5 separate regions of the Mus musculus genome follow, and regions 1, 2, 4 and 5 are each linked to region 3. Evidence: chromatin loops called from intact Hi-C (ENCODE). Cell type or tissue: heart. All regions are shown on one strand. Links, peaks and the distances in the headings refer to the core of each region. The heading gives the core; the rest is flanking DNA.

Region 1 (6,121 bases), core at 888-5,887, 440 kb after region 3:
TTCAGACACTTTGGTAACTGTAATGTATTCCATTAGTCAGATACTGCCTAGTTTAACTGAAGCTGGGGGTGGGGAGTATTCTGAAATAACGTTTGGACATCCTGGATAAAACTTTACCTTTACAAAGCCACCTCCTGACCTCGTACTATTTTATTGACAATAAAGCACTTATATCAGGTGCCATACTTTTTTTTTTTTACTGTGCCTTTACAAGTCCTTGTAATAACGGAAATGTGTATAATACTACACACTTTAAAGTAACATGCTATATAAAATAAGTTTTGTTTTATGTGCTTCAAACTGCATAGACCATTTCCTCTTTCTTTGGCTAAATACACATAGTTTATAACTAATAAAATTAGACAGGAAAATCATGTTTTATGTTCTGCACAAAGTTTTTAATGCAATATAAGAAAAATAACTAGTGCCAAAAAATAATGCTTTAAAGGTAACAGAAAATTTAGAATGAAATGGGTTCCTAAAGCTCTAAGGTGGCCTCCTTGTGAAGGTTGTCTCATTAGGATGTGATCCACAAAACATTTGATTGACATTGTAGTGTTTTGTAGGGGTTTTACAGTGGATAAGAACAGGGATGAGTACTGTTGTCAACTAGCACTGACAGAATTGTGGCTTAAACTGAAAATCCAGTTCTGAATGAGCAAGCACACCTAGAAAACTCTGTGGACACAGAGTCCAACTTCTCTATAAGGATGCAGAAGTCCTCTGGCCTGCTTCTCAGTAAGCTCTCCGGCACTCATAAGAGCCCCAGGCCATACTGCCATCTTCTTTTGTCCAAGGTGAAGGATCATGAAGAGAAGAGACATCTGACCCTTCCTCTGGGGAGAGGGGCCCCACCTTGGGTGGGAGGTCATTTGACACTGTCATGAAAGACGTGAAGGGGTATGGAGGTGAGGTAGGGTACCCTGGTGTGTGGTGCAGATCTTCCAGTGCATGCAGCGAGTAGGACTGAGCCCCAGCAAGGGATGCCCCCCAGCCCATGTTCCTGTGCTGGGTGCTGCTTCCTGACTCCAGTTGGGAGAGGCAACTGGTGCTGGGTGGCAAACTCTGCAGGGCATCAGCAGGCATGGGGTCTGGCTGGCTGAGACCATCTGGTACCGTCTGTTCCCAGGAGTCTCTCTAAGGAAAACGGCAAAAGCACAGAAATTATTCTTTGGTTGACGCTCTGAGGATGCAGAGCTGCCACTGGATGGAGGCATCCGGAGAAACTTTGCATGCTTTCCGCTGCTTCTGAAGCCTGCCTTGCAGACAGCTTTTCCCGCTAGCATTTGATCCTAAGCCAGGAAAATCTGGGCTAATTTCTACTTGAGGATGTAAGTCGGGGCCCCACATTCTCCTTTACAGAAGCAAGGGAAGGCAGCACTCATTTCTGGTTTGGGTGAGCAGTAGCCCTCCAATGACCTAGGCTCTAGAGTGACCTGGGGTTGGAACTCCCTACCTGCTCAACAGTACTTTTCTTGGGGTGGACTGAGTTCACTCACAGTACCACCTACCACTCTCCTGACACTGAGACAGAGGGCTGTTCATCTGTGACATGGGGCACAGATTTCCTGAGTTGCTGCAAGCCCTAAATGAACAAAAGTCCATAGAAGTCCTTGCCACAGAATAAGGTTAATTCCCAGTCCCACCCTTTTGGTCTAAAATTCCACCTTCAGCCATTCATCCTATTGTGGCAGAGGGCTTTGCAGTTTTCTATTAAAGGACTATTAGAAGCTTTTAGATCTTTCTGAACCTATTTCTTTGGAGGGATCAAGAGAGAACGAGGTGGGAGGGTGTGTTGTGAGGAAGCTAGAGCCCAGGGACTGGGAAGGAAACGGAAGAGGAAGCTGGGTAAATCTCTTTGGGGAGTTGGTCTAGTCCTATCTAGATGTGACTCCAACCTTTGTTCCTTAGGGCTCAGAGGCCTGAAGGAGTCTTGCATTAGCAGCATGGGGGAACATTTAGCAAACAGAATAGTAACAAAATGAATGTGAGTTCTATCTTACAGACCCCGGCTCCAAAACCCTAGTCTTTTGATGTCTCGGTTTTGATGTGATCTTTGAGCTGGATTTCCTCAGAAGCTCCCCAGCAACGCCAGCCTGACCCAGCACCTCAGGTGTGAGCAGAATCCTCAGGTGAGTCATCTGGCTCCAGCTTGGTCACCACGCACGAGTGCTGGGCCACAGGAGCTGGGACCCCCTCCCCCTCCCTCTCTGCACACGAAATAACCACACTCACAAAGACGAAATGAGTTGGGTCACTGGGGAACGGAGGCGGCAAGAGCGGTGGCAGAGTCGAGGTGCTGAACAGGGAACTGGGTGTGGGGGTCAGCGCTGGTGGGCGGTAGTCTCCATAGGGCTCAGCCAGGTAGGATTCCAGCAGGCCTGTGTGACTCTGCCCAGCCGTGGACTCGCAGGCAAAGGGCTTGCTCATGCCGGAGGTGTAGAGGTCATTCGAGAACTGTTTGCTGCTATGGAAGTCGGAATCGGACAGGAAGGATCTCCTGACACCATAGTAACCTGACATCACTGGCGATCCTGTAGCCACATGAAAGAGAAATGGGCAAAAGTTTCCGGTAGGAAAAGCTCAGAGTAGGTGGTTCTGCATTTGGTGCCGTGTGAAAAGATGGTACCCACGTGCCCGACACCATCGTTAACAAAAAAAAAAAAAAAAAAAAAAAAAATCCACATGTCTCGAATGGCATGCGATGTTCCTGTATCACTGTTTCAAGTTCACTTTGGCCTTAGAGATGAATTCATGTCAGATGTACAATAACTTTACCTAGATAACGATTTATCATGCATCTTTTAGGTCCAGATACTTCTAGGAAGGGGCACAGAGAGATAGTTAGAGAATCCCTGGGTATGGTATCCCAGTCAGCATTAACTGTCAACCTGACATAGCCTAGAACCAATTGCAAAGAGAGTCTCAAATGATTGTCTTTATCAAGTCAGTCTGTGGGTATGGATGTAAGAGATTGCTTTGATTATTAAGTGATGTTAGGTGTGCCCACTGTGGGAGGCACTATTCCCTGGGTAGGTAGCCCTGGGCCGTATAAGAAAGCTAGCTAAGTGCAAGCCTGTGAGTGAGTCAACAATTAACATTCATCTATGCTTCCTGCTTCAAGTTCCTGCCCTAATGTCCCTCAATGACGGACAGTAATATGGAAGCTGGGATAATCCCTTTCCTCCTTAGAGTGGGTTTTGGTCATGATATTTGTGGCAGCAACAGAATCAAATTGGAATATTTGGAATCTACACTTTTTGATGGGACTATAAACATCTTTTCACAGCTTCTGAGCTACATCCCGTAATATACAGGACTGCATCCCATAATATACAGGACAACATCCATAATATACAGCCAAGAGGCTGCTTCTGGGATTTTTTACATCCGATAATACATCTCTCTGGGTAAGAGGAGACACACCTCACTTTAAGCCAGGGACAGGTGGATTGCCTTTTCATTTTTCTGCACACCGATCTTCACCACCATGTCTCACACCCAGCCTGCGTCAGGAGATGGCTTGCCCTGGGCTGATTGCTGAGAAGCCAGTTTTTGAGGACATTGCAGGCTTTGATGGTTCTAGTGTAATTTGCTGCCCCCTTGTGGTCAGACTGGATTCCCTCATTCATCTCTCTGACTTGAGTAGTAGGTTTCTAAAGAGAAAGCTTGGCAGAGTTTTGTCAGGAGGAAGAGAGAGAAAAGCTGAAATTGGAGAGAGTTTTATTTAAGAAAAGAGCAATGAAATAGTTGCTGCGTTTGACACTCTCTGACCCTGCAGTCGTCTGCTGCAGGAAATGGGTGGTTTGTTGGGAATCCGTTTGGGGCACAGGATCCAGGGCCGTGTAATTTATCATTTTAATATATCCCATCTTAGACCTTTATAACTTGTATTTGCATATCTTAAATTGCCTTCCCAGACCCTCACAACTCACTTAAGCTTTCATATCCTCAGACCTTTATACGCCTTAGATGTCTTTCTCAAGGGGCTGAGATGTGGAGAAGATGTCCCTCTTCCCTCCCCGCAACAACAGTGAGTCCCATTGAGCTTTGTTGTTACCTCTCACCCCTCCCCCCTGAAGAGAAACCAAGATCCGGGTGGTGGGAGCGAGAACCTGAGCCTCTTCCACCTACTGTAGTATTTTTATTTTGCTCTCTTTACGCTGTGACCTGCTACCACGATCTCCTCAGGGGTTCTAAGAGCTCTGTGGTGGTAGATCAGGTCTCATACACCATCTGGTCTGTAAATCCGGGAGTGGAACGCTGCATTCAACATGGCACGCAAATGTATTCATTTGGGGAGACACTCAAGTTCCCCAACTTTAGCATGCTTTGGCTCGCTACACTTCCATGTTAAATCCACCAATTTCCAATCGGCCTGTAAGGCTGTGAGTGAGTCAGCAAGAAGAATTCGTCTACACTTTCTGCTTCAAGTTTCGTCTCTGACTTCACTCAATGATGGATTCTGTAGTGACAGTTTTAATTATAAACACACTGAGAGAGGAATCTGGGCAAATACAAAAATTCATGCCATGAAGTTCTAGCCCACAGATTGATGAGGGTGGAGAATAGGTAATGATACTTCCAGGGCGGTGCATTTATAGTTCTATTTTCAAAATAAAAAAAAATAATCATGAAGAAAAGCCCTCTGCTTTCCCAAGTGTATCCATTTCTCCTCAAAAAGAGGAGGAGAATTCTAGAAGGTAGGAGAATCTGCAGAAACTCCTTTTAGTAAAAAAGAGCAGATGCAGCCAAATTTGAATGGAAGTAAACTCCGGTGTGTGTGTGGGGGGAGAGGGGGGGCGGGGAATGCAACAGAGACATTTACATCAGTTATCTGCGATGCTTTGGAACTTCTTTTCCCATGCAACTTGGAAAGTGTTAAATCACTTTGGAGTTTGAGATCCGGAAGGGATCATGTGTGGTGGAGCTGGGTGTACAAGGATGCTTATCACTGTTACAAAACTTCCTTTCCCATCCTCACATCCACACAGCACACGGAACTCATTGTGTGGCATGCAGGAGGAATTTAATAAATGTAGCCCCAACCCCTCATGTTCTCTTCTCCTTGGGCATATCATCTAAAACAGTGGTCCTCAACCTTCCCAATGCTGTGGCCCTTTAACACAGTTCCTCATGATGTAGTGACCCCCCCAAAAATTATTATTGTTGCTACTTCATAACTGTATTTTTGCTTACTGGTATGAATTGTAAGTATCTGATATGCAGAATATTCGATATCACGACCCACAGGTTGAGAACTGCTGGCGGTATTCGGTCATGATGTCAAAGCTTTAGATGTTTCCACACTGTGTCAGGAGCCCATTACTTTTGTCTAGAAGCTTCTCCCAGGCAGGGAATCGAAAGGCCCATCTTTCAAGACCTAATCAATTAAGTTCAGGGTGATTCAATGAGATCTATCTTCACTGATCAGTTTTTTTCCCCTCAAAGAAGCAAAAATGAGAACATAGGTGTTAAGGAAATGTTGGAAGCTCTTGGCTGGAGACCGAACGTGGTGGTAGAGAGTTGTTACACAGCATGTGTTCGACCCTGGTGTCTGTGGTTCCCTGCACTGGGAAACAAAGCGCACACGCTCACTTGCTACTTGAAAGGGAGTAGATTGCTTGTTGAGTTAAAGATCTTACCTGGCATCTGGATGAACGGAGGCTGGGAGGAGCTGACACTGCCCTGGAAGGCAAACAGAAGGCAGGTGTTTTCGTCTTTAGTTACAAGCTTGAATTTAATTTTAAAATCAGGAATATATTTTTCAAACTATCCTTCTTCCCTCCCTCTTTTCTTCTGTCTCTCCCTTCCTTTTGTTTTTGGGTGTGAATGTGTATGCATTTTTGTGTGTATATATATATATATATATATATATGGTTTACATATGTATGTATTTGTATATGTGTGAATGTGTTTACATATGTGTTTGTGCATATATGTGTATTTGTGTGTATGTATATATGTGTTTGTGTATATATGTGCATTTGTATATGTGTGTATGTGTGTATATATGTGTTTGTGCATATGTGTGTATGTGAGCATGCGTTGTGGAAGGGTGTGCATGTGGAGGTCAGAGGAGAGCTTGCAGGAGTCAGGTACGTTCTACCTTCCAAGTGTT
Region 2 (6,121 bases), core at 256-5,255, 290 kb after region 3:
TTGGGGCTGACTGACTGCATGTGAGCGTGTCTGTACTGGGGCTGTCTGACTGCATGTGAGGCTGCATTGGGGCTGACCTGTGAGCAAAGACAAGAGAGACAAAGGTGATGAGGGAGTCCGGTGTTTTTCCTCCTTGGACCAGGCTTCTGGAGCTCAGCTCCAGTTGAGATTTTGGGGTGAACCATTATTTGTTGTGTGATCTTTCCTATGTGTTATATAAGCAGCATCCTTGTTGCCTACGCACTATTTGTCAATAGTACTTCCTTATCCTGAGTCATTGCATCAAAAATGTCTCTGACATTGATGAATGTCCTGGGGTGTGTGTGCAAAAGTCACTCCTGTTCAAGAAGCAATGTGATAGTGGGAAGAACAGTACAGACAGAGGGGACCCTTCAGAAGCCGTGTACACCGCATGTTTGGAGGTGGGTAAATGAAGTGGGCAGACTGGTAGGGGAAGGTGAGAAGGGGCATTGGCTCCTCTCATTTATTTAAAATGAAATGGGAAGTCACAAGACAATTTTGAGAAGATATGGTTTTCCTATTAAAAGATCCCTCTTCTGTGATGAGACTAGACTGAAGAGAGAGGCAAGGGTGGTCTTGGGGAGGCCAATTGCTATCGAGACATCCAAACATTCAAGAGATCCAGACAAGAGATGGTGGTGGCACTAAGCGGTGGCAGGACCATTCGTTGAACAGTGGTCAGGTTCTGAGTATGTTCTGGAGGCAGAACAGGACTTTCCTAATGAGTGGGCTGTGTGGTACACAATACAAAACGAAGGTCTTGGCCTGAAAAATCTGAAGAATGGAGTTGCCATCTACCAAGATGAACATGCTTTTAGGTGGATCACATTTGGAAAGATGAAAAATTGGGTCTTGGACCTGTTTAGTGAGACTTCATACTCATGTAGGTGCATACAATTACTTAGCAATCTGATCTGATTGAGTTAGGAAACAAATATATCCACAGGACAGAACTATGATCCTCTAATTCTGAGAGGTCAGAGAGAAGAAAAAATACCGGAAAAGAGACAGGGAGGAAAAACCAGAAGCACAGGAGAAAACCAGAGGATTCTTAATACCCTGGGAGCCGAGTGAGGAAATGTAAGGAAGAAGAGAAAGTGAGCAGAAGGGTACTCACCGCTGAGGGACAGGGACAGGGAACTGAGGACTCTTCCATAGGAGTTGGCCTATGACAGAGTTCCGTGGCCAACCCAATTGGATTGAGAGGTGCCAAAGATATCATCAGCCAAGCACCACATTTGGGTATGCCGACGAGGGCAGCTCCAAAGATAAGTGTACCATAAGGCTTTGGTCAAACCAACAATTTAACTCAGTGGTAGATTCAAAATGTGAATGGATTGTTGGGAGCTGTTGGAATTGTGAAATGCTAGGTTACCTGGGGAAAGTGGGCCTTTGGAAATGTGCCTTGAAAGGTACACCTGAGCCCCCTCCTTTCCAGTTCTCCCTCCTGTGTGCCTTGAAGTGAGCAGGCTCAGCTACATGCTTTTGTTGCCATGATATGTTGCCTAGCCCTGGGTCCAAAGCAATAGATCTGCAGTGTAGTCTTCCTGTAGTATCTTTAACTATGCTTAATGAGGTTACATAGTGTAAACTATGGTAGAGTCAAAGAGACCTGCCTACTATCTTGGTGGGCTCTGTAAGAGGGGATACTGGTGATCTAGGAAGCTCTGGTATAGATAGCGGTGGATGTGGTCTGCTCTCTGGATATGGGGTGTTCACTGTTTAGTTACTACCACAATGGGAGTAGTGGCTCCTATTGGATAATTGGAGTCTCTTTAGGCACTATTGTTGCCAGCTCTACTACTTATGAAGGACTCGGTCTAGCACTGCAGCCTAAGTAGTGGTGAGGGGCCTGGAGCACCTTGTGTTTGGAGCAATTGATGATGCTGTCTCACATCACTCATGGAGAGAGACAATGGTGGGAGCCTCAGCACCATTCTGTTGTGTTCATACTCTGTCCTGACAGCAGTGTACAGTCAGACAAGATGTAGGGGTTGGGCAGCAGTGGGAAATCTATAGGTAGGGTGGCAGCTGGAACTATGGTATTCCTTTCTGCTGCTGCTGGATGCCTGGTATTAATGCGTTCTTGGCAATGGGATTATGGGAAAGTTTTCCTGCCCCCCCCCCCCCCTTTTGATCTGTGTTTGCTGCTGGCAAGGATGTGATTAGAGCTGCGCTCACCTGCTCTGCACTACTCTTCCAGGCAGCGCCAGAGGGCTACTTAGACCCCCTCTCACACTCTTGCTAAGATGGCGAGGCCATCAGTGTAAACCACAGTATTGCTTCCCTGCTTAGCAGTAGCAGGATCTGGAAGGGTGGGAGATACTTGTTCTCAGGTCTACACTGGCACATGCTCACTTGTAGCTGGTTATGTCTTGGACCTTAGATGCTGAGTGCTCTGATATGGTTCTGGATTGGGGACACCTCCATTTCCCCGTGTCACACCACTGCCCCCTACAGTGCAGTGTCCCCAAACCACACAGCTTCCCTCTGATTGTCATTGTAACACTGTGATCTGTGCTTCAGCTCTTTCCTCTTGAAATAAGAAAGTCTGTAATTTATTTTGGATTTTACAGAAGCCTGCAGTCAAGAGATTTTGGTTTTTAAAGAGATCTGAGACTTTTTAAATTATTGAAAAAAAATGTAAAGACTATGAGGCCTTTTAAAGTTGCACTGTACTTTATGACTTGAGTATGAGATATGGAGGGCAAGCAAGAAAGGAACTGTTATGGTTCACAGGGTCTTATCTATGTGCCAAGTTGACAAGGGATGGACTTATGGTTAATTTTGGTTATCAGCTTGACACACCCGAGAAAAGAGAATTGCTTGCGTGAGAGTGGGCCCGTGAGCACATCTGTGAGACATGTTCTTGATCACTAGCTGATAGAAGAGTGCTCAGGCCACTGTGGGCCATGCCATCCCTGGGCAGGCAGGCCTGAGATGCACGAGAAAGGTGAGTCTGAATGCAAACCAATAAGAAGCATCTCCCTGTGGGCTCTGTTTGCACTCTCTAGGCTCCTGCCTTAGTTTTCCTTGACAAAGGACTATACAATATAAGCCAAACTTTCCTGGGTTGCTTTGACCATGGTGCTTGATATAGCAACAGAAGCCAAATGTGTCCAAATTGGGGCTACTGTGCAAATTTCAGATTACCAAAGCAGTTAGATCGCAGTGTAGTCCCCCTGTAGCATAGTGCAGGGTAGGCTGCTGGTCTATGAGAGCCATGACACTCTCCAGTAGTTACAGTTGCCCACATCAGCACTGATAAGAGTTGGTGAGGCTCCCCATCCTGTGGGGCCAGGGTAGCAGATGCCTGGCCTCAAGCCTCTCCTGTTCCCAGACTCTCTGTTGCTTCAAGGTTGTGCTCACCTTAAAAGGTAACTATGTATCTATTTCTTTGATTCTTTGTGGAGGAGGAGATGGATTCTAGGAGCTTCTATTTAGCTCTCCTGTATCTCCAGGATCTTTTTTTTTAATTCTTAAAAGGATTATGAGATAATATTTTCATAAAGGTCCTTAATGATAGCTTATTATTAAGGCCACAGTCAAGTTTGCATAGAAAACAGCACATTATATTTGGATAAGTGTGGGGTAATTTTACACTTTCATTTAGTCTCTGAGTCATAATGAGGTTACAATAGACTTCCGCTTATTTCTTGATAATAGGGGTGGCAACTCAAGCCAATGTTGGAAATAACTGAATGGGCCATGTATCAAGTCCTCTTTCTTTGTGAAGGAGTTGTTTTTTTTTAACAAGATAAAGTTAGTTACCTCTTCTGATGACTCTCTTGCCAAGCAAGGCTCAGGTTTCTTCTCAATGAGTTTAGAGAGGAGATCTCTTTCTCTTTCAGAGACTGGCTGCTCTTTTAACAGAATAGCACTTAGGTTTTTATCAAACTTATTGTCCCAGGGAACTGCTGACATTTGCAATGTAGTAGTGAATGCCTCCTTGAAGTACACTCTCAGCCCCTGGTTAAGGAAGAGAAAAGACAGATCAATGTGACTTGGGAGTAATAGTTATTAAAGCTTTCAAATAATGGTTGAAAGGAAAATGGGGCTTGAGACCATCTTTACCTGCTGTCTCCCTAACAATTGCGGTGAGTTTTATGCACCAACAGTGTTGTCACAAAGCCATGGTGTTGTTCTCAGAGCTAGTCTACATCTCAATTGAAACATGCATGATGCCATATGCTATCCTAGGAAGTCTGACCAGGAAAAGCCTTTCCCCAGATAGTGGGAACCAAAGGTCACTGATGGGTCTCTAATAGAGCCAACATATTGCAAAGCATACAGCATTTATTATTCTGGGGAATGATGACCAAGTCACAGAGAAAGAAAATCTCAGTATATGTCATAAGTACCTTATAGAACAACTCCAGAAACCTGGGGTTGGAGTCCTGGTTAAAGTCCCCCGTAGCAATGTGAGCCAGGCAGTGGATCAAGAGCAGAACAAAACTCCCCACAGATGCCAAGCACTCTTTCTCAACAAACAGGGTGCTTTCAGTGCTCTGAGTGAGAAAGATGCCCAAGTAGAGACATGTCAACTTCAGGAAAACTTCCACAACTCAGGAAAAGTTTACTTAAAATAAGACGCCTTGGATTTAATGATAATTTACTGAAAGGAAACATCAGAGATGAAGAAAAAAATGTGTCTTAGTTCAACTGTGGAAAAATAATTTAGTCCACTTTAATTTTAAAAAAAAAGAGTTATTTATTTATTTTGTGTATATGAGTACACTGTAGCTGTTTTCAGATGTACAGAAGAGAGCTTTGGACCTCATTACAGATGGCCGGGAGCCACTTTGTGGTTGCTGGAAATTGAACTCAGGACCTCTTAACTGCTGAGTCATCTCTCCAGCCCCTTTCTCTCAATTTCTTACTTCTTCTTGTTTTGCATTCTCTCTCTCTCTCTCTCTCTCTCTCTCTCTCTCTCTCTCTCTCTCTCTCTCTCTCTGTGTGTGTGTGTGTGTGTGTGTGTGTGTGTGTGTCTGTGTGTGTGTGTGTAAGTCACAACTTGAGGGAGTTGGTTCTCCTCTTCTGGGAATCAACATGCAGTTTATCTGGCTTGGTGGCAAGTATCCTTATCCACTGAGCCATCTCAAGAGCCCAACTCTTAAGGTTTTTATTTTCCATCTTACAGAAAACAGACTATTAGAAATTCAGAGCCAAGTGGCTTGTCTGTCTCTTCTTGGATTATCTAAGATGGTTTCCCTTATGCAAGGCCTCTCCAGCTTCAGTTGAATAGGGATTGCAAGAGAGGTGGTATTATTGTGAGAGCCCATTCCAGGATTTCTGCTTCTGTGGGCTATGGCTGGGGGACAGGTAGTCGATGCAGGCAGTCCACAGAGCACAGATTGATAGTTACTGTCTCAGAAGGTCTCAGGGTTCGTCTTTTTGCTTTTACCATAATCGGGTTCTCAGATCACTTGTGAGGGAAGTTATCTGAAATGACATCTTATCTGTCTCCCCAGGGAACTGCTTAAGATGGTTGGAGTCAGTCTCAGAGCTGCATGGTGGGCTAGCTGTGGGTTAGGAGGATGCGATGTGTGTCAGACACCGGAACTTGAGTCTCAACTCTTGCTAACACTTAGACGGTGACAGAACATCTCTCGGCCTCCACTGTCCAGTTATAAATGGAGACAGAGAGTGCCTGTCCTGTAGGACTGCTGAGATAGAAAGCAATACAATACATGTAAGAAAGGCACTTGACAGCTAGTGTCTTTCCTGTGGGAATCCTGACTCCCTCCCTGACCCATTAGTAAATTGGAACTATTCTTGCTGAGTTCATAATTTCTTTGTAGGTCAAATGAAATAATGCTTATTTTGTGAGTTCCTATTAAAAACCCTAATGATACACAACTAACCACATTTAAACTGTTTCTGGGTCTCATTGACTTGCTGGTCCTCCTTAGAATGGGTCATGAGGGGACTGTCATCACTGCTTAAAGTTCATCATCAGCTCTGAGTTGCCAAGAAGGGGCTTCCACGAGATGTACCCAAGGAGCTATTGAGGCAGGACAACTGTAGGGCCACTTCTGTAGAAAGGCATGACTGTGCAAGAGACCCTGAAGCTGGGACCATGACTCTTACGGGAAATACC
Region 3 (6,121 bases), core at 563-5,562:
TCACCTGGTTCTGTGTCATTACTTTTAATTTCTCTTCTCTCGTGACCCCAGGTGTCCTGAGGTTTAATTTGATTTATTCCTCCCATGTTACTTTAGATGCTTTTATTAATTTAATTCCAGGTGTGAACAGGCCACTGCTCTGTGTTGTGTAGGACACCACCCTTCTCCTTTCTGTCAGCTTCCTTTTCTGTAGAGCGATGTCTAAGAACCCTCTCTAGACTTAAGACCCCTGTGAGGACTTCCTTTTCTGCCCTTTACTAGGAACAGACAGCTTTAAGCAGAACCCTTGTAAACCTGTTTCAGTGTTAATTGGCCCTATGGTGCAGACTCAATGCTGTTGTATTCCAGAGCTCAGGGGCCCCAACATTTTCATCTCTTGTATGTTTATTGACAACTGAGAAAGTAAAATCCACCTTTTCACTAACTAACAGGCAGCTCTTGCTTTCAACTTGGCACAGATTTTTAATTTTCAGTTTTTGAGACAGGGTTTCAGTCTATAGCCTAGACTGGCCTGGAGCTCAGTCTGTAGCCCAGGCTGGCCTAGGGCTCACAGCAGTCCTGCCTCAGCCTGCCTGTGTGGCCATCAGCGTGAGTCACCATGCTTAGCATCTCCATTTGAATTCTTAGAACAGAAAATGCAGCAAATCAGAAGTCTTGAGGACTCCAAGGGCAGCTCTTACTTAAGCGTGCATGTGTGTGTATGTGTGTGTGCGTATGTGTGTGCGTGTGCATAGCCTAGCAGTTCCGAACTCCAGACTTTGTCATGAGAGCACATTCCCCAGGATTGCATCTGAAAAGCTTCACGACATATTTACATTTGTATGTTTCCTGATTTTGGAGGGCCAGACTTGGCACAGATGACCTTTTGAATGAGTCTGGCTTAGCAAACCTGTCCTGTAGGTGTGGGGAGCCATTAGGTCCTCCCTGTCCCCTGTCCTTTGTAGAAGATGTCCAACCGCAACCTGGGTTTGTATTCACACATTCAGGCCAGATATTAAGTGGCAAATAATATTTAAAGCTGAGATCTGCCCTGGGTCTCCCAGCTGTGGAATTCCACCTAGACCTGAAATTCAAACAAACTTAAACAGACACATGTGAGCAACGGAAGGAGGGAAACTCAGAGAGGGGATGTGAGGGTGTGGAGGGGGAGTGCAAGGACACGGGACATTTCCTGTTGGAGCTTTCTAACCTGAATAGTGTGTGTGTAAACGAGCAACTTGGGTGTAAGTGGCCATTTCACTTGAGTGTGTGGGTATTTTTTTATCTTGAAATCTAAGTGCATCTTGAAGTATCTTTAAAATCAAGGAAAGTGGGGAGGGACTTTTGTTTGCTTTTGCTTTTGTTTGCAATTTCTTACATGCAGGTAAGAAGCATAAACTAGGTAACTTTTTGATGGGCCTTAGAGCAAGCCGAAGGGAGAAGATTCAGGCAGATTTCCTCACCGTGGGGCTCCTCAGGGACCTGCCTAACCGGGTCCAGACAGCACCTGCGGTGAGAAGGGCCCCATCTACATTTATAGAACTGGAGCAACTGGCCCCCTGACCTTCAACCTTCGGCCAGTCATTTAACCAGCCAGTCATTTGCATTGCCAAATGAGAAGAGTGGGGCCTCTCCATTTATTTACCGACTGTTTTAGAAGCCTTGTGCCCAGCCCTGGAGAAAACATAACCAGTAAAGCAGCCATAGCTGGCCAGAACTGCGCAGTCCTCTCTCGGGCGTGTCAGAGTTAGTGGCCTGGGTGAGCACAGGCCCCATCATCCTTAGAAAGCTCTGGATGGTTTTTCTAGTGTGAACCCAGAATTCAGCACCACTGCCCTTGATAAAGCCCAGGTAAGCCTCACACTGAAGACCACAGCTAATGTGGAAGGCAGAGTGCTAATGCTCTTTTCTAATTGGCAACCCCTAGTCTTTAGCCCTTATCTGGGCCTCTCCCTTCTCTAGGCCTTACCTGCTCTGTCTTCTATGCCCTCTGGGATCCTTTTTTTTTTTTTTTCTGGACAACAGTTGACTAATGTGACACTGATACATACTAATGGATGCTGCTTGTCTCCTGTAAGGTTCATTCTTTCCACTTAACACTTCTAGAAAAAAAACAACAACATTTGGTCATCTATGGATTTATGTATTAGATAGGAAAAGAAAGTGTGAGTAGGCAGACTCCACCTACCCCAGGGCTTGGCCCTGCTTTCTCCTTCAGGCAAGGCCCTGCGTGAGCAAGACCGTTGGGGTGAGATGTGTGCAGGGACTGAGCGTCTTCCCTTCTCAGGCTCAGCCTGGAGCCAGCTTTGTTTGGTTGTCAGGCACAGTTACCTTTCCTGTGGAGCTGGGAAGACCTCACTTCCTTGTCTTGCTACAGGTTGCAGACATTCTTTTTGCAGCTGCTGCTAGCTCCCTCAGTCTCGAGAGCAAAGGTTAATCCCATTTTGCCAGGAGTGACCTGAAGTGTGTCCACTCAACCACCAAGAAGACACCACGTACCACTCTGCATGCCACCTCTTTCTTGTCTATAACAGCGTGCCTCTAAGTTTCCCTGGAATAGCCTGTAGGGTGTTTCCATTCTCTTTCCAGAGAGATACAGTGTGCCTTAGTAGGCCATTTAGAAGAGAATCTTAGAAACTTTCCAGATCCTGCCTGGTCCCATTTTCTTGGGCTTCTATATTTGCAACGTCACGCTTGTGATGACTGGTATTCAACAATGAGTGTCTCTGTGTGTGCATGTGGTACCGAGATTAAAGGTGTGGCAACACCTTTGCTTCAGTTTTATCCTTCTGAGGGCTTACTTACACAGTCCTGTCTATGTAGCCATCATGGAGACTCAATTGTGTCCAGCAGAGGGCGCCCTTTCACTTAAAATCGCAGAGTTCCTTTTCCTCCAGGAACTTAGTTGATTTGGTGGTTGCTGTATTCCCAGCATGTGTTGAAATATCCAAGCTGAGTGCTTTGAGATGTGTCCTTATATTGCCTCGTGCATTTCTACAGATGCAGATGTTTACTGTGTAGATGAATTGCCCACTACACCTCCGATTCGATTCCCTAGTTGGTAGGCAATCTTGTAAGTTGCTACTTCTCTGTTAGTTTCAATTATATTTGTTATGTCCTTGATTGTATTTGTAGGTAATAAAAGACAGTGTTCTTGAAGAGGGAGGTCTCTTAAGGGGCAATGACCTGATACCTGCCCACTTTTAAGCATGGACATAGAGCAAACCTTTCCACATACACACTCCTAACCCTACCACTGTTGGCTTGCTGATACTGGCACGGGCAGTCTGGAGGATATATGAATATCCTGAGTTCTCGCCTTCTGGTGCCGACATGTCGTTTACAGCACAGTAGCTCAGTGCTTAGCAGGGTGTGAGCTTTGTGCAGTAAGAGGCCTTAGAACACTTTTGATGATAACTCCTCACGCCTAGCACACAACGCAAAAAGCAAACATTTGCAGAAGGAAGTAGTAGTCACATTTTAAACGTGCAGGTGACTGTATAGGCAGATTCAGGACTTGAATAGAGTCAGCTGTGCCAGATACGGAATGAGGATCCGCTCCTTCAGGTGTGCCACCTGATATTTGTTTTAGCTTAACCCCAGAGAGACTGTATGGATTGAGGCTGGTGTTTTCTGTGTGGTTTGGGGAAGGGTTTTTTGTTTGATTGGTTTTTTTTAGACCCCTCTAGATTGAGTTTGTGGGAAAACATCTGAAGACTAGCTGATGGTAAAGCCTGGGATTGTAGCTCAGTTCAGAGCCCTCGCAGTCCCTGACCACTGCCTCTTTCCTTGTGGATGGGGAAGCGGATACTCATAGACTCCATCCCCCTCGGCCATTCCTCCGTTTGTCCCTCCCCTTGGAATCCAACTCGGGATGTCAGCTATGGTAGACAGCGCTCGGCTGCTGGGCTCCTCCCCAGCCAGTGCGTCAGGACCTGCTCGAAGTCTGCTATCCTTCACCTCCTTTGGGATGCTAGGATGGAGAGCCCGGAAGAGTAGATGAGCAAAAGAAAGATCTAGTCAAGGCCAGTACGCTTTTGTTTGTAAGCCACTTTAATCCCCTTCAGTAACCCCAGCCTGGAGTTTGCAGACAGCACCCTCAGCCTTTGTTGGGGGCTTTCCTAGAGCACGCGGACCCCAGCTAAATCGAATCTCATAGTCAGATCAGAGCAGGAGCAGACTTCCTGAAGTCCTAGAAATTAGTATACATTTTGGTCTGTGGTTACAAGTCTCAGCTATATTTCTGCCAAGTTATGAGAGGCATGTGCAGGGGAGCTTGGCACAGGTCCTTTTTTATGACTGGCGACTCTCCTAACAGTTCCCCGAGCAGCTCTGAAAAGGAAGTAAGAAGGAACATCACCCGGGGGTGGGGCAGGAGGGTGGCATCAGGCAAGAGCACCCTGGAGAGCAGGAACATGTGAGAGTAAGTCTCGCTTTTGTGAGGTCAAATCTCTGGTTGGGAACAATAGTGCAGGTTGCTGAGGGTCGCTGCTTAAGCTGACTGGGCCTACTATCAGTTGTGATAAGACGCTTCTAAGATAAGAGTGGGGAAGGAAAGCTAGGCTCTACCCCGTGGGCACAGTGGAACTGAGCAGAGAATAGCTGGGCATGTATGGATGCCATAGGTGAGGCCAGCTCAGGGAGGCTGCAGTACAGTGATGGAGCCCCAAATGTATGTAACAGTCTTTATGTTTCACATTCTAAAAGCTTAGCTGCAGTGAGTCTAGTGACAAAAGGGGGGGGGCATTATCTGAAATACAGAAAAATGGATGATATTTGAATAAGATCTAGAGAGAGACAGAGAGGGAATGTGTATGTGTGTATAATATCACTGACTGGCTTCAAACTTGTAGAGACCCTCGTGTGCCCATTCTTTCTGAGTGAGTGCTAAGGTGAAAGGGGAACGCAGTGACTTGTTTTTCCTTAAGATAAGGTTGGCTGGAACTCTTTTTTAAAAAAGAATTATTTATTTTATGTATATGAGTACACTGCAGCTGTCTTCAGACTCACCAGAAGAGGGCATGGATCCCATTACAGACGGTAGTGAGCCACCATGTGGTTGCTGGGACTTGAACTCAGGACCTCTGGACAGGCAGTCGGTGCCCTGGCTGGAACTTGACCTTCCTATTTCTACCCTCCGAGTGCTGCTCTGTAGGTGCTCGCTGCCGTACCCTGCTCTGAGCATCCTATGAATGTAATCTTCTGAACAACCACACAAAGTAAAGCAGACAGACTATAGATACACAAACCAAGACTCAGAGAGAGTAATTTGCCCTGCACCATACAGCTGGCTGTGGTAGAAATGGCATCGCAGCCCTACAGTGTCCCTGGCTCCCAGAATGTCCTCTCAGTGGTCATAGGTAGTACCCCAAACCTGACCTAACTAGGCCAGTTCTTTTATTCTTCTTACCAAGAATTCAAGTGGTGTTTTACTCTAGACACCCAGGGGATGAGGGGCAGAAGAACAGCTGCCACGCTCCTGAGTCCTGAAACCGTCCCATCGCTGGGTGCCCTCAGCTAAGTCCTCTGCTCACTGTTGGAGTACTGCAGTCTAGAGAAGGTGGGGAGGGGGACTTGCCATGAAGAGAAAAGAGGGAAAGAAGGTGAAAAGATCGATATGAAACTGAGGGGAAGATATTCGCATTCCTTAGGATGAGACAGTGTTCCTGTAACACAAGCGTAAGCCACCACCAGAGCCACCATGGAAAATGCTATGTTGTAATGAATTAAGCATGGACATGGGAGTCAGTTTACAGAGTCACCCTGCTAAATGAAGGTACAGATCTGTTTATCCATAGGTCTCATATCCACAGATCCAAATGAGAGTTTACTGACCACGGACAGACTTCTTTCCTTGTCATTATGCCTAAATAGATAGTTACAGCATTGACTGTGTTAGGGGAAATGACCTGGAGATGGTTTAAAACACATGGCTGGGTGCAGACTGTACACAGGTTCTGAACCATTTTATAGAAGTGCCGTGAGCACCACTGGCTTTTGGCACAGAAGTGTGTCCTGCAACCAAGCCCTTGACTGATGCTAAGGGATGCCAGTCATGGGAAGGCACCGTGTGACTCAGCTCCATTCACTACCCAAGAGAGTCATCCCTTTCTTGTTGGTGCTGTTAGTGAAACACAAGTCT
Region 4 (6,121 bases), core at 447-5,446, 200 kb after region 3:
CAATGTATGCTTTGAGCTTTACTAAAGTTTCTTCAGTGAATGTGGATGTCCTTGCATTTGAAGCATGTGTTCAGAATTGAGAGTTCATCTTGGTAAATTTTACCTTTGATGAGTATTAAGTGCCCCTCCTTGTCTTTTTTGATAACTTTGGGATGGAAGTCGATTTTATGTGATATTAGAATGGCTATTGCAGCTTGTTTCTTGGGACCATTTTCGTGGAAAATTATTTTCCAGCCTTTTACTCTGAGATATTGTCTGTTTTTGTCCCTGAGGTGGGTTTCGTGTATACAGAAAAATGTTGGGTCCTGTTTATGTAGCCAGTCTGGTAGTCTATGTATTTTTAATTAGGGAATTGAGTCCATTGATATTAAGAGATATTAAGGAAAATTAATTGCTACTTCCTGTTATTTTTGTTGTTAGAGTTGTGATTCTGTTCTTGCAGCTATCTTCTTTTAGGTTTGTTGAAGGATTACTTTCTTGCTTTTTCTAGGGCGTAGTTTCCCTCCTTGTGTTGGAGTTTTCCATTTATTATCCTTTGAAGGGCTGAATTCATGGAAAGATATTGTGTACATTTGGTTTTGTCATGGAATATCTTAGTTTCTCCATCTATGGTAATTGAGAGTTTTGCTGGGTATAGTAGCCTGGGTTGGCATTTGTGTTCTCTTAGGGTCTGTATAACATCTGTCCAGGATCTTCTGTCTTTCATAGTCTCTGGTGAGAAGTCTGGTGTAATTCTAATAGGTCTGCCTTTATATGTTACTTGACCTTTTCCCTTACTGCTTTTAATATTCTATTTTTATTTAGTGCATTTGTTGTTCTGATTATTTATGTGTCGGGAAAAATTTCTTTTCTGGTCCAGTCTATTTGGAGTTCTCTAGGATCCTTGTATGTTCATGGGCATCTCTTTCTTTAGGTTAGGGAAGTTTTCTTCTATAATTTTGTTGAAGATATTTACTGGCCCTTTAAGTTGAAAATCTTCATTCTCATCTATAGCTATTATCCTTAGGTTTGGTCATTTTGTCCTGGATTTCCTGGATGTTTTGAGTTAGGACCTTTTTGCATTTTGCATTTTCTTTGATTGTTGTGTCCATGTTTTCTATGGAATCTTCTGCACCTTAGATTCTCTCTTCCATCTCTTGTATTCTGTTGGTGATGCTCGAATCTATGGCTCCTGATTTTTTCCCTAGGATTTCTATCTCCAGAGTTGTCTCCCTTTGGGTTTTCTTTATTGTTTCTACTTCCATTTTTAGATCTTGGATGATTTTGTTCAATTTCTTCACCTGTTTGGTTGTGTTTTCCTGTAATTCTTTTAAGGGATTTTGTGTTTCCTCTTTAACGACTTCTACCTGTTTAGAAGTGTTCTCCTGTATTTCTTTAAGTGAGTTATTAATGTCCTTTTTAAAATTCTCTACCAGCATCATGAAATATGATTTTAAATCTGAATCTTGCTTTTTAGGTGTGTTGGGGTATCCAGGACTCACTGTGGTGGATGTACTGGGCTCTGATAATGCTGAGTGGTCTTGGTTTCTGTTATTAAGATTCTTAAGCCTTTTGCAATCTGGTAATCTCCAGTTTTAGATGTTCTAGCTATCTCTGGCTGGAGCTTGTTCCTCCTGTGAGTCTGTTAGCCTCTTTCAGCACTCCTGTGAGACCAGCTCTCTCCTGAGTCCTGGGGGTCAGAGCAGTTCCTGGAGGCCACCTCTCCTCTGGCATGAAGGTGCACAGAGGTCTGAGGATCAGCTCTGCCTCCTAGCTGAGGATGAAGACCCGAAGGGACCCTGTCCAGGAAGCTCTGTTGCTTCTGAGGCACAAGCGCTCTCCTGTGTGGACCTTCCTCAGAGAGATCCCAGGTAGAAAATGGGGATCTCCTCCTTCAGTGATTCTTTAAAAGAAATTTCTTTTAATTTATTTAGATAATGTTTTATTTATTTATTTTTTTGAGAATTCCATACAGTGTATTTTAATTGTGTTTACCCCTTCCTTCCAACTTTTCCTGGACCCACCTTCACCTCACCTACCATCCCCAAACCTGTTGAGTTGTGTTTTGCCCAAATACTTTTGGGTGAGGGGCCTGCTCTAAAGAGTGGTTAATCTACTAGTGGTCACACCCTTAAAGAAAAAAATGGAATCTCCCTCTCAAAGCAGTTATCAAATGCCAAATAGCTCCTCAACTAGAAGTGGGGCTTCATGCCCCCTTAATTGGGTTTCTTAATAAGGGTTTGGGTTTTCAAAATATGAAAAAGTTAAGGTATACACACAAATCAATCCATAGGGTGTACCAAGTGCATGTATGTGTGTGTGTGTGTGTGTGTGTGTGTGTGTGTGTATACTTAAGTATACAGGTGAGAAGACAGAACTTAAAGATGAGTGTCTTCTTTTATTGATCTCTCTACCTTATATTTTTGAGACAAAGTTTCCAGCTGAGCTTGGAGCTGATTTCCAGTGAGCCCTGGGATCCATGTCCCCCAGTGATAGAATGACATTCATTGCTAGGCTTTGCTTTTTCTTTGGGTGCCTGTGATCGGCACTCAGGTTCTCATGCTTGAATGGAAAGCCCTTTACAGGCTGAACAATCAATCTTCCCTGACCCTGTTATCCCCATTTTAGAGATAAAGAAACTGAGGCTTCTATAATGAAGTTGTTTATTATTGTTGTTGTTATATCAGTTTAAGATGGCAAAGCCAGTAAGTGGCAGAAAGAAGACGGGGAGCCTGGACACTTGATTCAGAACCCACGATTTTAACTGCTTGTTTTTAGTGTATTGTGTCTCCTCTATCCTTATCAGGCCTGCCTGCTCCTTACAGGAAGTTGATAGAAACCAAAGTTTAGGTTAGGTGCAGATTTTGATGGCACCTTACTATTGCCATCTGGTGGCATAAAAAATTAAAGCAGCCCATAGTTTTCTGGCTAAGTTCTTCTTCTTCTTCTTTTTTTAAATTAGGTATTTTCCTCATTTGCATTTCCATTGCTATCCCAAAGTCCCCCATACACTCCCACCCACTCCCACTTCTTGGCCCTGGCGTTCCCCTGTACTGAGGCAGATAAAGTTTGCACGACCAATGGGCATCTCTTTCCACTGATGGCCAACTAGGCCATCTTCTGACACATATGCAGCTAGAGACATGAGCTCCGGGGGGTAATGGTTAGTTCATATTGTTGTTCCACCTATAGGGTTGCAGATCCCTTTAGCTCCTTGGGTACTTTCTCTAGCTCCTCCATTGGGGGCCCTGTTTTCCATCCAATAGCTGACTGTGAGCATCCACTTCTGTGTTTGCTAGGCCCTGGCATAGTCTCACAAGAGACAGCAATATCAGGGTCCTTTCAGCAAAATCTTGCTTGTGTATGCAATGGTGTCAGCGTTTGGAGGCTGATTATGGGATGGATCCCTGGATGTGGCAGTCTCTAGATGGTCCATCCTTTTGTCTCAGCTCCAAACTCTGTCTCTGTAACTCCTTCCTTGGGTGTTTTGTTCCCAATTCTAAGAAGGGGCAAAGTGTCCACACTTTGGTCTTCATTCTTCTTGAGTTTCATGTGTTTCTCAAATTGTATCTTATATCTTGGGTATTCTAAGTTTTTGGGCTAATATCCACTTATCAGTGAGTACATATCATGTGAGTTCTTTTGTGATTGGGTTACCTCATTCAGGATGATGCCCTCCAGGTCCATCCATTTGCCTAGAAATTTCATAAATTCATTCTTTTTAATAGCTGAGTAGTACTCCATTGTGTAAATGTACCACATTTTCTGTATCCATTCCTCTGTTGAGGGGCATCTAGGTTCTTTCCAGCTTCTGGCTATTATAAATAAGGCTGCTATGAACATAGTGGAACATGTGTCTTTCTTACCCGTTGGAACATCTTCTGGATATATGCCCAGGAGAGGTATTGCAGGATCCTCCAGTAGTACTATGTCCAATTTTCTGAGGAACTCCACATAAAACCAGAGACACTGAAACTTAGAGAGGAGAAAGTGGGGAAAAGCCTTGAAGAGATGGGCACAGGGGAAAAAGTTCCTGAATAGAACAGCAGTGGCTTGTGCTGTAAGATTGAGAATTGACAAATGGGACCTCATAAAATTGCAAAGCTTCTGTAAGGCAAAAGACACTGTCAATAAGACAAAAAGGCCGCCAACAGATTGGGAAAGGATCTTTACCTACCCTAAATCAGATAGGGGACTAATATCCAATATATATAAAGAACTCAATAAGGTGGACTCCAGAAAATCAAATAACACCATTAAAAAATGGGGCTCAGAGCTAAACAAAGAATTCTCACCTGAGGAATACCGAATGGCTGAGAAGCACCTGAAAAAAAATGTTCAGCATCCTTAATCATCAGGGAAATGCAAATCAAAACAACCCTGAGATTCCATCTCACACCAGTCAGAATGGCTAAGATCAAAAATTCAGGTGACAGCAGATGCTGGCGAGGATGTAGAGAAAGAGGAACACTCCTCCATTGTTGGTGGGATTGCAAGCTTGTACAACCATTCTGGAAATCAGTCTGGTGGTTCCTCTGGCTAAGTTCTTAGTGTATTGGTCTTTCCTATTATTGTTGTCAAGCTGTTATAAACTGTTGTGAAAACAAAGATTAACAAACACTACAGCCCCAACTTTGAGCTCCTTAAGATAGACTAAATTTTCTTATTAGTATATGGAAATGCTATCTAATATTCAAGTACCTATTTGGAAGGTTATTATACATTTAATAAACCCATATTTCTAGGAAACTTTATAACTGGCCTTACTATATTTTGGGTGATCCAATAACTCATTCTGGTCACCTTTTCTGATGTTCAATCTCAAGACTCGCTGATAGCTTAAGATTAGTTAGCAATTAGTAACCATTTACTGGCCTTCTGTAGAAAGAGACAAAGGAAGGTCTGTACAGAAATGTTTTCTCCTCTGAGGGTGCAATTCCCTGCAATTTCATATTTGTATCTGTCTCTGTTATTATGTGTGTCCTACTACAAGTTCAGGAGGCTGTCAAATACTCAACATAAGCCAGTACAATATTGAAATAAAATAATTTTAGAGTTAGAAGACACCTTAGTGTTTATTTATTCTATGTCATACTACGGATTTGCATTTCTAGAGGGGGATATATGGGCAGTACTGGGAGAAAGGAGTCTCTGAATTGGCTTTTGCAGGGTGCTCATCATAACTCCCTGCTGCCTGTAAGGGCAAGGCAAAGATCTGAGAAATGGGCCGGCACCTGGAGCTAGGTACTGATGATGATGGTTCTCTCAGAAATTCATTTGTTTTTGTCTTGGTTTAAAGACTGTTAGATGCTGTCAGCATAGCCTGTGTATTGACTTCAGATGAATGGGTATAGTGTAAGTGATGTGATCAATAGTTATAGAAGTGATGTTTGTAAATGGTTTTCCTTAAATACTTTCTAACAGAGAAGAGATTGCAGGTACAGAGCAAAGAGCATCCCTGTCCCCAAATCACACGAGGGAAAGTGGTCGACCTGACGGTCCATTGTCCTTTATTACTTACTGTGTGTTTTCTATGAAGACATTCCCGGCATCATGAGGACATATCCTAAATGCAACATTAAAGTCAAGAAATTAGCACTACACATTTTATCATTTCATCCTCAGACTTCATCCACATTTTTCCTATATTTTTCGTTACAGGAAAAGAGGGGTCCATTTCAGGATCAAGTCGCGTGTGCAGCCATCACTTCTACTGTCCTCCATCAGAGTTCAGGCTTGCTATCCAGGTCCAGTTACTTTGTAGATTGTCCATCAAGTTATTGTTGTGTAAGGCTTCCTCTTTGACTGAGACAGCGCAGATGTGATGCCATGTCCCTCTCACCACACCACAATGTGAGGTGGACAATCTCAGTACAGGCCTGTCATCCACAGTGTTCACACCGATCAGTTGACTGAGGTGGCGTTTTGCCTGTTGGGTGACTTTTGTTAATAATGATCTTTACCTGAAATCATGTAAATATCCCATTCTACATCAAAGCTTTAATTTATTCACTTATTTTGTGTCAGCATATGCCCATGTTTTTCTGGTGTATCTAATGAGTCACATTCTCTTTGTCGCTTTTACTTTTAACGATTTAATATTTTTTTTAAGATTTATTTTATTATTATATGTAAGTACACT
Region 5 (6,121 bases), core at 338-5,337, 300 kb after region 3:
CTGGAGCATCATAATCACTTGCCTCTGGGCCACCAAGACATTGGCATCCAGCAGGGCCTGTGACCCCCCTGCGTGGGCTGATATCTGCCCTGCCTGTTGGGAAGCTCCCAGGAGCCGGGCTGTCTTCCCACTCAGTGGCTCCACAAAGCTGTCACCAGGCATCAAGAGGCTCCCGGTGGCATCTCGAAGCCCTCCTACGGCAAGCACCTGACCTGGAAGCAAGACACCTAGAGGGTTAAGTGGGAAAGAGACCTGTGGTGGTATAAACATGCAAGGCACAGGGAAGAAGGAAGGCAGGGCAGGGCCACAGCAGCACCAAGGGCAAGAAAAACGGAGGAGCTGCCCTCGGGTTTACTTCTAGTGTAAACTTACCGTGGGGATACTGTGGTAGAGATGGGGGAAGAGGAGAGGGAAACTTGGAAGAAGAGGGAAGGGTTGGGAGCAGAGGTAGAGTGGAAAGAGAGAATGGGGTATCGTTTTCAGCCTGACCAGAGTATGAGGAAGATAGGAGGCTGGGAGAAACTGGGCAGCTAGGCCAGGCAGGGGCAACAGGGTGGAAGGCATTGATAGTTTCCAGGAGACCTGTGTGTTCATCCAGCCCAACGCCTAGGATTGGCACGATGCCTCCTGTGACTGGGTCCTCCATGGGTCCCCCCAGTTCCAAAGGGGCCAACGTCTTGGTGAGAGGACTGCAGTATGTTCCCCCGAGAGTGAGCCACTCCCTGGTTTGGGGATGCAAAGTCACAGCAAGCACAGGCACCTCGATGCCTGTGATGGGGTCAGACATGAGAGCCCCCAGCTGTGATGCTCTTCTTGGTTGTAGGATGGGCAGGTGAGTATCTGCTGGGCAGCCTGTGACAGGATTCGTTGGGTAGGGCATGTAGGGGAGAATAGCGGCCTCTGATGTTCGGACATCACCTGGATAGGGAGACGGGGAGGTGTTAGCAACACCCCATCTGCTAGCCTCTGCCCCACTCCCCGTTTTGTAGATCATGGAAGACAGCAGCTGTGGGACCTGCTCTCATTCATTGAACAGCTCTCTCCTCCTCTTCCCCCTCCCCTCCCCCTCATCTTCTTCCTCCTCTTCCCCTTTCTCCTCCTCCCAGTCCTTCCCTTCCTCCTCCTCCCCATCCTCCCTCTCTTTCCCCCTCCTCCTCCTCTTTCCCCTCCTCCCCCTCCTCCTCTTCCTCCTCTTCCCTCTCCTCCCCCTCCTCCCCCTCCTCCTCTTCCCTCTCCTCCCCCCCCTCCTCCTCCTCTTTCCCCTCTTTCTTTCTTTTGACAGAGTCTCTCTGTGAAGCCTCTCTGGCACTAAACTCACTCTGTAGACCAGGCTGGCCTCAAACTCACAAGAGATCCACCTGCTTCTGCCTCCCCACTGCTGGAGTAAAGGCGTGCGCCACCCGAATCCAGCAGAAGTCATGGGTGAGGTGAAGGAGCAGGTGTTTACTGCTTTGCTCTGATCAAGGACAGAGCCATGCTGTGTGTGCATTCATTCTTGAGGTCCCCAGGGAGCATCGCCCTATCTCTGAAGCCCAAAATAAAGTTAGGGCTGGGAAGTGGGCCAGGGTCCTACCAGCATTAGAGTCAGCAATGGGGATCAGCCCTGAGCTCAGCAGATCATATCCCAGGTGTCCAGCCTCAGGCAGCACATGCCCAGTGTCAGGGTGGATAAAGTAGCCAGGGGGTACGGGCCCTATGTGGCCACTTGCTGGGAGTATCATCGTACAGTTGGGTCCAGGGACCATCAACTTGGTGACAGGATTCACAATGATGTCATCAGTACCCTCTTGAGGACCTGCTGGGGCTGCAGGAAAGCAAAGGCTGCCTGCTGGGCCTCTCCCGAGGTGACTGGGGAGGCTAGGAGTCTTGGCTGGAGACAGGAAGAAGTTAGCAGGAACTTTATCCCAACCTCCCAAGGATGATGCTCCCAAGAATGGTGCTCCCCAGGGTAGTGCTCCCCAGGATAGAGACTTTTTAATTTTTTTTTTTTTTGAGTTGAGCACAGAGCATCACCATTGCAATGTCCAGTATCCTCAGATTACAGGCTAGGTAAAGGTCCTTTGGGGGAAAGTTTTGTGGGTACTGAGGTGGGGCTGAGAACTTCTAGAACTTGCTCTGCCTTTAACGGATATCTTTTCAAGGCAAACCCAGCATTTTCCAAACCTGACTGTTCACATTTATCTGCTAGGCTTTTATTTTCAAGAAGTGTCATATGGTTTGCAAATCTGTCATTTGTGATGCCTTCCTTCCTCATCCTCCCTGTTTCTGAGCTCCCCTCATCTTTTGTGTGGGGCCATTGAACAGGAACTCCCTCCTGTTCCCAGGGTTCCTCGCGTCCTTCCCCTTCCACTTCTGCCTCTGCAGGTGTTTTAGGGGAAGGACTTAGGTCTTTGAGGTGCCTAACGTCCTGAATGCAGGGATTTAGTTTCAACATACGGACTAAGTTCCCATAGGTCCTTGATGAGGCCATCAGTGCTTACCTGCCTGTAGCAGCTCCGCCCCTGTTCCAGTGTCCAGGAAACCCCAAGCCTTCAAGCGGTGACCTTCTTGCAGCATGGCCTGGGACAAGCGGCCCAGCAGAGTGTCCAGCCGAGAATCCACCCTGCAGAGACACATATGGCATGCCGGTCAGAGTGCAGAGACAATGAGAGATGGAAAAAGGACACTTAACGTCGCTACTGCTGGAACTCTGTGAAGCCATCCATACTCTCTTTCCCTGGTTTGCATTCCACCCTCTGATTCAGGCTAACCAGGTACATACTCTCCAGGGCTTTGCCCAGGCTGTGGGGACGTCTCTGGGCTAGAGCTTGCAGATGCCTTCAGCAGCCACCGAGCTTCCATCAACGCTGAGTAGAAAGAGGCCCACTGGTCCTGCCTGGCACAGAGGTCTTGGTGAAGGAGCTCCAGTTGGTGAGCAAGGCTTGCTGCATACTCGCCCACCAGGCTTCGCCTCTGCCTAGACTCTTCCTCTGCAGCCATGGCAACTGCCTTAGCGGCCTGGGTCAAAGACACATTGCCCCTTTTACCTGTAGGGCTCCAAGCACCAGGGCTGGTGGGGTGGGGACGGGGGGCGGGGGCAGGGAGGAGGGACGGGGTGGGGAGGGGACAGGGCTTGGGGACTGTGAGAGGGCACAGAGGCTGGGTGGGAAGGTGCAAATTCAAAGTCCAACCTCTTGTTGCTTTCTCTGGATTAGAATCTGGTTAGTGGAAGCTGAGGTGCCACGCTGAGCACCCCACAGCTGCCGGAGAGAACCAGCTTCATTCAGAAGTTTGCGGTAGAGGACTTTGAGCTGAGAGAGAGGAATTAGTCAGTCTTGACTACCACCCAAGAGCCACCAGCTTTTTACTGTAAGCTTAGAGCGCCCTCTACTGCCAATATCTGGAGAGATGGCAGAGAACCGGCTTCTGAGGACACTTGGAAGAAATGGATAAAACTGGCAAGAATAAAGTTCTCCCCTCAAGTCAATGCTGGGGATCAAACCTCATGCATACAACACGCCAGGCGGATGCTGTCACTGAGATATATCTCCAGCTCCTGGCCAGTTTGGATACTTAGACTTCTAATGTATTGACTTATTTCCAATGTCTGTCACTGAAGACCAGGGATAGGAATCTAAGGCCTATTTGGCTTTGCCTGCCTGCCTGCCTGCCTGCCTGCCTGCCTGCCTGCCTGCCTGCCTGCCTCCCTCCCTCCCTCCCTCCCTCCCTCCCTCCCTCCCTCCCTCCCTCCCTCCCTCCCTTCCTTGTCAATTAGTCTATACGTTTCTTAATATCAGTCCTAATTAATCTGAAATTTTCTATCTTTCCTTTGCCCCGGAGTTCTTTAGGCTCCATCCCACGTCCCATTCATCCCCCCTCCCCCATTGCATCCACTTCCAGCCCTGCTTGTCTCTGCTGGCCATGAACAGAAGCACCTTTTGGGCCTTCCAGTTACCTCCTTGTTGATTTGGCTGAGACTGGCCGTCACTGTCAGAGACTGCCGATGCAGTATCCCAAAGAAGACCTCTGTGTCAAACCATTCTAGGTCTACCTGGTCCTCCCAGGTCCCACCTGTGCGAGGGATGGGCGTATGATTAGCGTCCCCACACGCAGATCTAGACACACCTTCAACGTATCTTCTTCCAGGTTCTCAGCAGATTCAGTCTGTCTCCTAAAGGCATGATGCTTGCATGGACCACAAGTGTTTCTGAGAAACTTGACCGGAATGCAGAACGCTGTGCCTGACCCCTGCCTTGTGGAGTCAGAAGACCATGGACCTCCCTCCCCACTGCTGCAAAGCCTTATGCATACTGAAGTTCTAGAGGCACAACTTAAACCCAACCCTGCTCTCTGACTGAACTTTGAGTGGCAACAGTTGGAAGGGGAGCTTCAGCAGGATGTACAATACGATCTGCAATTTGCCCCTCGGTGGTGGAACAACATAACTTGTAAGAATATAACACACCCTCCATGCTGACAGTAAAGAAAGCACTGAGTACGCAGAGACATGGAGGCAGCCTGGGTCCAACTAGCCTTCTCTCCAAGAAAAGACCCAGTCGACTATCTCACACCCACATTTGCATATCTCTGGCCTCTGTCTTATAGTCTATAAACTGTCCTGGTGGATAGAAATTAGATTCTTTCTCTGATTGGGCCAACCTAAAAATAAATTGGTTTCTTTCACCAACCTGTTTCCTAATTTCTTTTGGAATCCCGAGAATCTAGGGTCGTTGGTTCCGGATCTGTGTGTCAGTCAACAGTGGCCTGCCCCATTTCTTAATCTGAGTTCTCTGCGCATGGTTGTACTACTTTTTTACTTGACAAATTTGTGGTCAGATGTCTCTTTCCAACTCTACACTGTATTCCTAGTGCCTAGCAACATCTGTATACAGCAGCCGCTTAATAAATGCTCTCTGGGAAAACAAGTGGATGAATGATGTCTTCTAGGCAGCAGACTGAGCAAAGAGTAACCCAGGAAGTTGAAGCATGGCAGAACCTGCCAGTTGGATTTGGGGCCCTTGGAATCTAATCCCAGATTGTCACTCACCATGACTCCCTTCAGCTCTGAGGACCTCGCAGTCTCGGGGTGATTGGCCTCTCCTCACTAATATCATACCAGTCCTTGGGGACATGTAGACATCAAGATTATATCTTTGCTGGTGAGTCCTGAAGATGGGGTGTGGAGCAGCCTTCCGAGCCCAGCTGAGGCTCTTACACTGAATCTAAGGGCACACACACCGCGGGGAAAGGCAGGAAGGAGGAAGCTGAGCGGTATCCTTTCTGGAGAAGTTCCCCTCTTGGCTTGGGGGTATCTCATCTCCTTTGCTTTTACCCCATGAAAGGCCCTGTTCGATGTAGCTGCCTCTTTAACCCTTCCCTGCCCTTAGGCTGTTGTGTATTATAAACTAAAGTCTTCTCAGGAGCTCTCATTCGCTCAGTATCCTCATCTGCTGCCTAGAAAACAAGCCTTCCTTAGTCTTTTTGGCCACAGCAGAGCTAGAAAGATGAGCTGTTCTAGCCTTATCTTTGGCTGCAGAGGCAGAGGCTCCAGCCACAGCCACTTGGTCCCCAGAGCCAAAGACTGGTGTTTTGTGTCTTTGAAACATTGCTGCTAATGCTGTCATCTCTTGATATCCACAGGGACTCGTTCCAGGACTTCCCGTGGGTACCAAAACCCACAGATGCTCAAGTCTTTGGTATTAGCTGGCATGTTATTTGTTTACAACTCACCCACACCCTGTGATGTATTTCAGATCATCTATACTTATGTATATTACCCAATGCAATGTAAATACTTTGTAAATAGTTGCCCTGATGTATTGTTTAGAGAATAATGGTGAGAAAAAAATCTGTGCTTTTTCGGTATAAATGCAATTCATTGTGTGTGTGTGTGTGTGTGTGTGTGTGTGTGTGTAGGTTAATGCATCTTTTTGTCTATGCATGTGGAGGCTAGAGTCAACGCCACGTGTTGCTCCTCAGTTGCCATCCACTTGTTTTGTGAGGCAAGGTCTCTAACTGGGACCTGGGGCTTGCTGACTCGACTAGGGGTGCTGGCCAACAAGCCCCAGGGGTATCTTCATCTTCATCTCCTCAAAGCTGGGGTTACAGGCATGTGCTGCTGTGCTCAGTTTTACATGCGTGC

The links. Peaks named below come from ENCODE experiments on the same cell type or tissue, not always from the same donor. Only the 100,000 strongest peaks of a DNase experiment are listed, where the experiment ranks them.
Region 1: it touches region 3 in a loop (2.5-fold over the local background); 6 of 42 quality-filtered maps call a loop at or near these places.
Region 2: it touches region 3 in a loop (3-fold over the local background); 14 of 42 quality-filtered maps call a loop at or near these places.
Region 4: it touches region 3 in a loop (9-fold over the local background); 12 of 42 quality-filtered maps call a loop at or near these places.
Region 5: a loop joins it to region 3, with 10 times the contacts of the local background. A loop is called at or near these places in 29 of 42 quality-filtered maps.

The regions. Positions count from the first base shown.
Region 1 is chr9:51,289,312-51,295,432 of GRCm38, forward strand. It overlaps 1810046K07Rik (RIKEN cDNA 1810046K07 gene), which reads right to left. Exons shown (of 5, transcript NM_001372554.1): 3 at 5,646-5,688; 4 at 2,236-2,534; 5 at 375-1,137. The coding sequence ends at 736. It overlaps Gm32819 (a long non-coding RNA gene), which reads left to right. Exons shown (of 9, transcript XR_003948163.1): 6 at 1,130-2,132; 7 at 3,290-3,410; 8 at 3,956-4,033. Among named protein-coding and RNA genes, the nearest start is that of Colca2, 14 kb to the left of the region's middle. In heart, for the core only: a CTCF peak has its summit at 3,610 (motif pointing left); a DNase peak (open chromatin) is centred at 3,560.
Region 2 is chr9:51,134,772-51,140,892 of GRCm38, forward strand. Gm32742 reads right to left here. Exons shown (of 31, transcript XM_017313740.1): 29 at 4,383-4,529; 30 at 3,793-3,990. Among named protein-coding and RNA genes, the nearest start is that of Btg4, 22 kb to the left of the region's middle. In heart, for the core only: a CTCF peak has its summit at 2,477 (motif pointing left); no DNase peak of the experiment used is centred there; H3K27me3 peaks cover 413 bases.
Region 3 is chr9:50,846,604-50,852,724 of GRCm38, forward strand. No RefSeq gene overlaps it. Among named protein-coding and RNA genes, the nearest start is that of Ppp2r1b, 7.3 kb to the right of the region's middle. In heart, for the core only: a CTCF peak has its summit at 2,822 (motif pointing right); DNase peaks (open chromatin) are centred at 2,828, 3,868 and 4,318; H3K4me3 peaks cover 668 bases; H3K27ac peaks cover 519 bases.
Region 4 is chr9:51,049,551-51,055,671 of GRCm38, forward strand. The region is part of intron 1 of Gm32681 (a long non-coding RNA gene); the gene reads left to right. It also overlaps a transcript of Layn not described here. Among named protein-coding and RNA genes, the nearest start is that of Gm32681, 6.2 kb to the left of the region's middle. In heart, for the core only: a CTCF peak has its summit at 2,869 (motif pointing left); no DNase peak of the experiment used is centred there.
Region 5 is chr9:51,149,233-51,155,353 of GRCm38, forward strand. Gm32742 reads right to left here. Exons shown (of 31, transcript XM_017313740.1): 11 at 5,027-5,201; 12 at 3,935-4,050; 13 at 3,171-3,290; 14 at 2,762-2,997; 15 at 2,481-2,602; 16 at 1,574-1,804; 17 at 583-918; 18 at 1-212. Among named protein-coding and RNA genes, the nearest start is that of Gm32742, 17 kb to the right of the region's middle. In heart, for the core only: a CTCF peak has its summit at 3,370 (motif pointing left); no DNase peak of the experiment used is centred there; H3K4me3 peaks cover 457 bases; H3K27me3 peaks cover 1,233 bases.